Linked DNA regions of Homo sapiens: region 1 is linked to region 2. Evidence: chromatin loops called from intact Hi-C (ENCODE). Cell type or tissue: sigmoid colon. All regions are shown on one strand. Region 1 overlaps KREMEN1 (kringle containing transmembrane protein 1). Region 2 has its middle 51 kb from the start of EMID1.

Region 1 (5,000 bases), 74 kb before region 2:
AAAAGTTTGTGCACGTACATTTGGGTCTTTAATAGGACTTTTAGACCAGGTGCAGTGGCTCAAGCCTGTAATCCCAGCAGTTTGGAAGGCTCAGGTGAATGGATCCCTTGAGCCCAGGAGTTTGAGACCAGCCTAGGCAACATAGTGAGACCCTGTCTCTGTAAAACCCTGTCTCTACAAAAAATAAACCAAAATTAGACAGATGTCGTGTAGTCCTAGCTACTCAAGAGGCTGAGGTGGGAGGATCACTTGAGCTGGGAGGTCAGGGTTGCAGTGAGCTGAGATTGTGCCACTGCACTCCAGTCTGGGCAACAGAGCAAGACCCTGTCTCAAAAACAAACAAACAAACAAACAAAAACACCTTGAAAATGTCCTAAAGAGAAATTCAGCATGGTTCAGTGTACACTACATAAATAGTGCCTGCCTTGGAACTGGCCTATGGTTTGTTCAACTATGCCTGCAGATGTTGCTTAGAACAAACCGTTGAGAGATCTATTTCTCAGAGGAAAGCCCAGGCAGCAGGTGGCACCAGCCCTGACACAGAAAAACAGCCAGGAAAAAAAAAAAAAAGAAGAAGAAGAAGAAAACAAACTTCTATGACTTTCCTAACCAGTTAATTTTTATGTCCATGGTTCTGTTGTCATATTTAAAGTCGTTTTAAAAAATAACAATGTGCTTAGCATAGCTGATTATTTTGTTTTAATTAAAACATTTCTGAAAAAACAAAATGAAACATTCAAACATACCAAGTTGATTGTGCTTGTACTGTGGAACAGTTAATGCAAAACACTTGAGAGAGGCCGGAAGTTTGGATCTGTAGTTTTGCCTTGAGTGTCTGCCGCCTGAATAAGGACAACATAGGAGGAAGTGAATGTGTCCCTTAGAAAACTACCTGTATAGGTTTGAAGTGAGATCCAGCACCCCCAACGCCACTTGGCAGGTTACCTTCTGGCCGGCTCACTGGGCAGCCTTGTCATTGGTGAGAATGATGACTGACATTCCTTCTATATTCAGTTTGACCTTGAGAATCCAGCTGGAACCCGTAAGTATTAGTCTAGGAGGAGCAGTCTGAGGTCACTCTATTTTTCCTCCCTGTCTTATCTTCATAGTTGTCCTCCCAAGATGGCGGTGCTTCCCTCAACCCTTACCTCACCTTCTGAGACTTTGTCTGTATTCAGACTGATGAGGGAAAGGAAAGAGGCCATCGCAAAAAAATGTCAGATTGGCGTCCATACACCTCACAAATAACTACTCCACAGAAACGTGACTTCTCTTCTAAGGGAATTCCTTCCCCTCCTTTTAAATTCTCTTTCTAGGTAAACACCTTCCTAGCCTGCACTTGTACCAGTTTAAAGAGGAATGAATGAATTGGGGTGCTAGGGAGCACCTTGGCAGACAAAATGTTTTAGGCCACCTCACACGCAAAGTTGCCTCTCTCCCTGCATTTATACAACAGGGCCCTCTCAGAGCTACCCCTCTGCCGGGCCCAGCTTCTAGCTTCCCTTGCCACGGATTTAATCTCTGGCAAGTAGCCAAAGCATTAAACTTTTATTGTTCAATTTGCCACAAGGGCGGGGCCCTGCTTCTAGTGGGCTGAGGAGGCTGCAGCTGCTTCCAAACCCAAGTGTCACACCACATTAGCAACTGCAGACTTTGAGGGCTGGATTTCTTTCAGTTTGGTTAGATTCTTGGTTAGAACCAGAACGGTATACTCACACACAAAATTTTAAAGCTAGGAAATAGTAAAAACAGTGTAGGCAACTTTTAAAGGTGATTCAGAGCGGCTGTAGCTATCAGCGTGTATGATTGACTCTGCGTGGTTTCTTCACACCTTCCAAACAGACATATTAGATGGCTGTACATGTGCCTTAGTGTCCTAAAGTTGGAGGAAAACATGGCAACCAAGTAGTTCTCTTCTAGACTAGTAGGGATTGCTAACCAATCCCATCACAGTATGTAAATTACTTGCTGTTGTTCAATCTATAAAAATTCATCTTCAAAGAAAATTATTGGGCTGGTAAAAATATTTTTAATAATGACCACAGAAGCCATATTTGTTTTTCTTTGATGTTCTTCCGAAGACCCTTCTGGTTCTAATCAGATTGTTCCCACATAAAATACAGTGGAAATCTACAATAATAAAATCCCTATTCCTATGTCTATGGGGAAATAAACAGGATGGGGACTGTCCTTTTAAGGGGCTTTCCCCTTCCCTTTCCCCAGACTCAAAGCCTCTATTACTGGTGGGTGTTTTGGCATCAGTTAAGGGCCTTCAATCCTTCCCTCCCTCCATGTTTTGCTCTTTCATTAAAGTGTTTCTGTTGTCTAATTATATCCTTTCAATCAAATTAGAGACTGTAGCATCTGGTGAGGGCTGTAACTGCTGCCATCTGCACCTCGTCTATACAGGCCTTTTCAGCTGAGAATCACTCAACTTCCAAATGGCAGGAAGAGATTTGGAAAAAGTTTAGTTGGAGGGGAGATTAACTTAAAAGGAGTGTCTTCAAAGGCTGGGTGCGATGCCCTGCTTGCTGTGATGTGTGCATGGCCAATGCAGAGCTTCACTGGCCTGGCTCACCAAAGATTCTTCCCTAGCGCTTCTGGCAGATGAAGGGTTTTTGGTTGTCTTAGCTGAAATGACTAGGCCTTCTTTGTTAGGGGCTTGGAGGGGGCCAGGGGCTGAGCTGAGAAAGTCTCCCTTGAGAACAATCTTTAGTTATATGACCACTGGTTAATGGGTGTGACACTTTCTGTTTATTTGACCATTTCTTCTAACTCAGTGATTTCAACTGGAGGAGATTTTGCCCCCAGGGGACATTTTGCAATACTTGGAGACATTTTGGCTGTCACAACTAAAGAGGTACTACTGGCATCTAGCCGGTAGAGGCCAGGGATGCTGCTGCTAAACATCCTAGAATGCACAGGAGAGCCCCCACGCCAAAGAGTTATACAGCCCAAAATGTCAGTAGCACTGAGGTTGAGAAACCCCGTCCTGATTGTATTATTTTTTTGTCCTTTTTTTTTTTTTTTTTTTTTAGCGTCAAGCTTTCCTGTTACCAGCAATGAATTTTTTTTTTTATACTTTAAGTTTTAGGGTACATGTGCACAACGTGCAGGTTAGTTACATATGTATACATGTGCCATGTTGGTGTGCTGCACCCATTAACTTGTCATTTAACATTAGGTATATCTCCTAATGCTATCCCTCCCCACTCCCCCCGTCCTTCTTTTTACTGTTAGTTGCCTGCCTAGGAACAGTTGATTCTGATCAGCATCTTTTTTCACTCTTAAGCAGATTCTTCATTATCCACATCTAACCTCTTTAAGCATTTCTGTGGACAGTGTTTCAGAAACCTTAATTCAGTAAGGGGGTCTGTGATTCACTGTGTCTTTTTATTCTCTCTAGAGTACAATTGTCAGATACATTACAGGATGCCCAATTAAGTTTGAGATTCAGACAAACACCAAATAATTTTTAATTAAAGTCTGTTTCATGCAATGTTTAGGAATACTTGTCTTAAAAAATTCTTTGATGTTTATCTGAAATTCAAATTTAACTGAGAATTCTGTTTTTATTTGTCAAATCTGGCAACCCTAATCGAGCTTCATGGAACACTCCATGAAACTTTAAAGCTTTGACAATCAGAATTAATCTGTTGGCCACTATTTGCTCTTATTCTTATTGCTCCAAGTGACCAGAGATGATGGTTCCATCTACTTATAAATGAGTGTTACACTGAGCCTTTCCTTCTGCCCTAAACTGTCTCCCTGGCCAGAACTTATGAAACCCATCTCTTGAGTCATATTTTTATGTTGGGACCAATTAACAAGTACTTATCAAATTCCTCCTGTGTGCCCAGCATCTCTGATTAGGACTTATCCCTGTGCCAATTGACAGAAGGCTACAACTTTGTTGCTTCGAGTTTTACTTTGAAATGTGCTCTAGAGATATATGGTCTACCTGGTATCAGCTCCCCACTCAGGAGCTCTTATATTATTTGTCTATCCCATATCAGCCAAGGGAAACTGAAAAGCCCAGAGTCTGGCTTCCATGGAGTATTGGCTGCCCTCCAGGACTCTATTATTGGGGAATTTTCTTGCCATCTGACATTAAAAATAGGTCACAGGCATTACTAACAAAACTTGTCTAGAAGCTGGATTATATCCAGTTGACCTTCAGACAACATGGAAAAAGGTTGCTCAAGTGATAGTGAGGCAAGGCGTAGATTTGAGCTGGGTGCCTCCTGCTTAAAGCAAACTAAGAATATAAAATTCATATTTTTATTTTATTTTATTTTATTTTATTTTTTAGATGGAGTCTCGCTCTGTTGCCCAGGCTGGGGGGCAGTGGCACTCCTGGCCTCAAGTAATCCTCCCACCTTGGCCTCCCAAAGTACTGGGATTACAAGGGTGAGCCACTGCACCCAGCCCCCATCCATTTCCTTTAAATAGCAGAGTCCCTGGTTTAAATAGCAAATATTTGATTTCCTTGATTTACATAAACTTGTACTTGATTTACATGAACTTTCCTAGAACTTCTCATAGGTATTGCTAGGTAAGTCTTGAGGCTGGCCTAGGAGGAATACATTGGTGAGGAAACTAATGCACCCTGAATGTATCTGTAATGGAGCTTTCCCCTAGCCCCTCATTCACCAGCTTCCCTCTTTCAACAGACACTTAGCCAGGCACCTTCTATGTGGTCTGTAGTTGCTGAGAATACAAAGGTGAGTAAGATGCTCACAGGCTATTGGAAACAGGGCTATGTGCTTCCTGAGCAGTTACACTTCAAGGTAATCAAGTCCTTTAAGAGCTGTGGCAGCAGGCACTGTGACTTGTTTCAAAACCTCTGGTTTCTATAGAAGTTAGTGCTACCTATTCTAGACCCTGAGCCTTCAAATAGTTCGCCTTTTGTTTTTGTGTTTTCTTTAGAGCTGGCTTATAATGAGCTGAGGTATTGTCCATCAGCAAGCTGAAGTTTCAGCTTTAAAATATCTCACGTT
Region 2 (5,000 bases):
AATATCAGGCAGAGAGGCTCCATCCTCCTGCAGTCTTTGCTGAATGGTCTGCACTGCAGGGGAGGGCGGCTGGTTTCCTGAGCCATCCCTCTAACCCCCTACAAGCGGCTCCAAGGACAGAGTCTCCAGATCCAGGACAGCTGGTGGCCTTCACATTGTTTTGCGTCTCCCAGGTTCTCTTAATTATAACCAATTTGCCACCCTCAGCAATTCCTTGTTCCCCTCTGCTAATACCCATGAGTTGGAACCATCAGCCGAACTCCCAGCCAAACAGGCTAAAATCACTTCCCTTTCCCATGTAGGGAGTCCTCCAGTCTCTTAGAAACTCGCCTTTCTTCTCAGTCCTGTGAGACGGGCGAGGCCTGCCCTTCTGTGCGCTGACTTACTGGGCTGGGATCTGCCCTAGCGGGAGACAGAATCTGCTCAACTTTCTCCAGCTCCTCCCCGCCCCTTGCACCCCTCCACTCTCCCCCCAACCCCTCCTGCTGACTCTTGGGGCTCTGGCACACTGCCTGCCAAGCACAACCTTTCCTTTTTTTCCTCTCTCTAAAGACAGGGTCTCACTCTGTCGCCCAGGCTGGAGAGCAGTGGCACCGTCACAGGGTAAACTCCAAAACTGGGATTCAGCCTGGGGGTGCCCCATGGGTTCCTGGCTTGAAGCAGGAAGGAACTCAAGAGTGAGCTGACAGTAAAGTGAAAGCAAGTCTATTAAGAAAGTAAAGGAATAAAGGAGGGCTACTCCATAGGGAGAGCAGCGGCATGGGCTGCTTGACTGAGTAGACTTACGGTTATTTCTTGATGATATACTAAACAAGGGATGGATTATTCATGAGTTTTCTGGGAAAGGGGTGGGGAGTTCCCGGAACTGAGGGTTCCTTCCCTTTTTAGACCATATAGGGTAACTTCCAGATATTGCCATGGCATTCATAAACTGTCATGGCCCTGGTGGGAGTGTCTTTTCACATGCTAATGAATTATAATTAGCATATAATGACCAGTGAGGACAACCAGCCATGTTGGTTTTGGCGGGTTTTGTCCGGCTTCTTCACTGCATCTCATTTTATCAGCGGGGTCTTTGTGACCTGTATCTTGTGAAGCCAGTCCTGCCGACCTCCTATCTCATCCTGTGACTAAGAATGCCCAGCCTCCTTAGAATGCAGCCCAGCTGGTCTCAGCCTCATTTTATTCAGCCCCTATTCAAGATGGAGTCGCTCTGTTTCCATTGCCTCTGACAGCACAATCATAGCTCATTGCAGCCTCACTCTCCTGGGTTTGAACAATCCTTCCATCTCAGCTTCCTGAGTAGCTGGGACCACAGGCGTGGGCTGCTACGTCCAGCTGATTTTTTCTTTTTTTTTTAATTATTGTAGAGACAGCGTCTCACTATGTTGCCCAGGTTAGTCTTGAACTCCTGGGCTCAAGTGATCCTCTCGTCTTGGCCTCCCGAAGTGCTGAGATTACAGGCACCAGCCACCATGCCTGGCTCCTTTATAACCTCCATTTATTCATCTAGAAAATAGGTACAGGCTGGGCATGGTGGCTCATGCCTATAATCCCAGCACTTTGGGAGGCCGAGGCGGGCGGATCACCTGAGGTCAGGAATTTGAGACCAGCCTGGCCAACATGTTGAAACCCCGTCTCTACTAAAGATACAAAAAAATCAGCCTGGCGTGCTACTCCCTAGCTACTCCGGGAGGCTGAGGCAGGAGAATCGCTTGAACCTGGGAGGCGGAGGTTGCAGTGAGCCGAGATCTAGTCACTGCACTCCAGCCTGGGTAACGGCAAGACTTCCTCTCAAAAAAAAAAAAAAGAAAGAAAAGAGATACAGCAGTAGTTTCTCATAGGGTTGTTGTGAAGATTAAATGAAATAAGAAAGGTACAATATTTAGCTCAGTGACTGGCCTGTGAGTCCTCAATACATTTTAACAATTTTTATCAGTAAACTCAGGGGACCACCAGGAGCAGGGGGCACCTCAGATTTGCCCTGCCTTTCAGATTGAGAACCCTATTTATCAAACTCCAAGTTTACAATGCACAAAGTAGGGGCAGTTCCCTCCTTAGAGAATAATTCCTGACTTGGTTCCTTCAAGTAGCTGGTTTCCCCCAGGACCTTCAATATGTGACCCCATTTAATAAAGGTATCTATTGACCTTTACTTTCTTAGGGACCTAGCTGTTGGGTGAAAATACCCTTTTCTGCCGACTCCCTGCCTGCAGTGGATTTCCTTATCTGTTGCTTCAGGTAAGGGAACAAATGCAGAATTTGAATGTCCTCATAGTTCCCCCAATGCTGCAGGTGGACAAATAGGCTAAGGCCCCTGGCCCAGCTGGCAGAGGTAAGGAGCTGCCCGCCCGCCCAGCTCCCGCTGCGGCAGAGCCCCCAGCCGCCGCCTCCTGCCGCCCTCGCCTTTCCTGCAGGAGCCGTCCCAGCGCAGGCTTGCTCACCAGCGCCGCCCCGTGGTAAGACTGCAGATCTGCGGAAGAAGGCCAGCCCTGAACCGCAACTGCTCTCAAGCCCTTCCATTACAGTTACACGGATTTTTTGCCCAGCGCGGTGATGCGTGCCTGTAATCCCAGCTACTCTGGAGGCTGAGAGGAAGGATGCCTTGAGCCCAGGAGTTCAGAATCAGCCTGGGCAAAATTGCGAGAGAAAAGAAAAAAGAAAAAAATAATGTCACAGGTGTCCTGACTCTAAACCTGGACATTAGCCCAGGTCTCACTCTCACCAAGCCCTCTAAAGAACTCATTCTATCAGATAAGTGATCAGATGAATTATTCTACCTCCATACTATGAAATCCTATGTCACCATTGAAATTAATGTGGTGTATAATCTCCAAAGGCAATGAAAAAAAAAGAACAAATTAATGTAGTGCTTCTACACACACTGTATCAGAATATCTTACGTGAAAAAAGTCAAAGAACAAAGCATAAGTGTAATTTTTTTTTTTTGGCCAAATTTTAAAAAGAGGGAGGGAAATATATGTATGTGTATACAAAGGCACCAGCAAAGTCCTGCAAGTTCTGTGCCTAACTCTTATTGTGGTCACCTTTGGAAAAGGAAAGGAAGAAGACAGGAGGAGGCCAGGGGCAGTTGCTTACGCCTGTAATCCCAGCACTTTGGGAGGCCAAGGTAAGTGGATCTCTTGAGCCCAGGAGTTCGAGACCAGCCTGGGCAACATGGCAAAACCCGGTGTCTACAAAAAATATAAAAATTAGCCAAGCATGGTGGTGTGTGCCTGTAGTCCTAGCTACTCAGGAGGCTGAAGTGGGAGAATCACTTGAGCCTGGGAGGTCTAGGCTGCAGTGAGCCGTGATCACGCCATTGCACTCCAGCCTGGGCAACAGAGTGAAACCCTGTCTCCAAAAAGGAAAAGAGAAGGTGAGGACACTTACATTTTCACATTTTATTTGATATATTTATATGTGGCTTGAATCTCTTACATTCATGCATTACATGTGCAAGTTTGAAAATAAAGTGCAGGTGGATTATTTTAAAATTTGGAGGCTGGGCCCGGTGGCTCACACCTGTAATTCCAGCACTTTGAGAGGCCAAGGCAGGAGGATCACCTGAGGTCAGAGGTTTGAGATCAGCCTGGTCAACATGGCGAAACCCCGTCTCTACTAAAAATACAAAAATTAGCTGGGTGTGGTGGCGCGTGCCTGTAATCCCAGCTACTCAGGAGGCTGAGGCAGGAGAATCACTTGAACCCAGGAAGCAGAGGTTGCAGTGAACTGAGACGGTGCCACTGCATTCCAGCCTGGGCAACAAGAGTGAAACTCCATCTCAAAAAAAAAAAAAAATTTGGAAAGCACACAAAACAAAAAGAACAACATAAGTCTCTCTCACTGTCACACTGCTCAGTGGAAGCACTGTTAAAAGGCTGGTGCATGTGTTTCCAGCACGCACTAGGAGCACTGAGGAACACTGCTTCCCCTGCTTGCCCCCAGGAAGGGGGCCTGGCCAATGCCCTGGACTAGACATCTATTCTGCTGTCCAGCATCACCCATGCCACTGCCCTGCCCCACCCTGAGCCACTCCTGGAGACACCTCCCAGTGCAGGGAGTCTCCCAGAAGCTTTGGGCCAGCAGAATGCTCAGCTCCCAAGCCAAAATGTCCTTCTCTTTGTTAACTACAAAATAAACATCTCCAGGCCCCCTGGGCCACTTGCAGTACAGATGTTTATGCCTTTGGAAAGAGACAAAAAGAGAAAGACTCTTGCAATTTCTCCCTGAGACAATGGGTGCCAAGTTGGTAATTAACCCTCAGCAACCAGGGCGTCTGATCTTCCACCAGCCAGTCTGCAGCAGGTTGTGGGAGTGATTGATTGGGCCTGTGCTAGAACTTGGTGATTGGTGGGCCTTCCAGGCCTTGGAATGCTCTCCGCACAGGAATGCTCTCCGCACAGGACGCTGGCTGCCTCTTCAAAACTCTAAATGAGGTACTAGGAACCCACCCCTAAGAAGGCCCCCACACTGCTGCATCCCATTCCAGATGAAGGGCTGTGAGCAGCCCTAGCATTCATCAAACCACTCGGGGGAGCCCCAGGGCCTGCACGCAGAGCTGGGAGGAGCAAGGCTGCTGAGGGGCAGGCACTCGGTCATCTTGACATTGCATTCACTAAACACCCTCGGACCAGGCTCCCCGCTCAACTCTACATACGGTGCCTTATTTCCTTTGACTCTCCCAGCAACCCCATGAGGTAGGTACAGTTCTATTCCAGTTTTTATAGATGAGGAAATTGAGTCTTGGAGAAATAAAGCCTGTGCTGCCATCACTTAATCCTGGGTGGATAACATCTCTTCTTCAGACAGGTGTTCCTAGACCAAGGTCATCCTGCTGGTAAGTGGGGGTAAAGATGGACTGAACCCTTTTTACAACTTTGAAGCCACACCTGCCCATCCCCACATATTCATATTGGAAAACTCTTTCCAGAGGGTTATCATCTTCAGGCTTCTACAAACTATGCCAAGTCAGAGGAGCCGACCTGTGGGGGCTCCAC

The links. Hi-C counts contacts between places; a loop is a spot of excess contacts. Peaks named below come from ENCODE experiments on the same cell type or tissue, not always from the same donor. Only the 100,000 strongest peaks of a DNase experiment are listed, where the experiment ranks them.
Region 1: a loop joins it to region 2, with 3 times the contacts of the local background. A loop is called at or near these places in 43 of 110 quality-filtered maps.

The regions. Positions count from the first base shown.
Region 1 is chr22:29,077,927-29,082,926 of GRCh38, forward strand. The region is part of intron 1 of KREMEN1 (kringle containing transmembrane protein 1); the gene reads left to right. Among named protein-coding and RNA genes, the nearest start is that of KREMEN1, 7.4 kb to the left of the region's middle. In sigmoid colon, no CTCF peak of the experiment used is centred here; a DNase peak (open chromatin) is centred at 2,864; H3K27ac peaks cover 2,394 bases.
Region 2 is chr22:29,152,174-29,157,173 of GRCh38, forward strand. It overlaps a transcript of KREMEN1 not described here. Among named protein-coding and RNA genes, the nearest start is that of EMID1, 51 kb to the right of the region's middle. RefSeq lists an enhancer at 1-471. In sigmoid colon, CTCF peaks have their summits at 2,456 and 2,663; DNase peaks (open chromatin) are centred at 438 and 2,448; H3K4me3 peaks cover 897 bases; H3K27ac peaks cover 1,513 bases.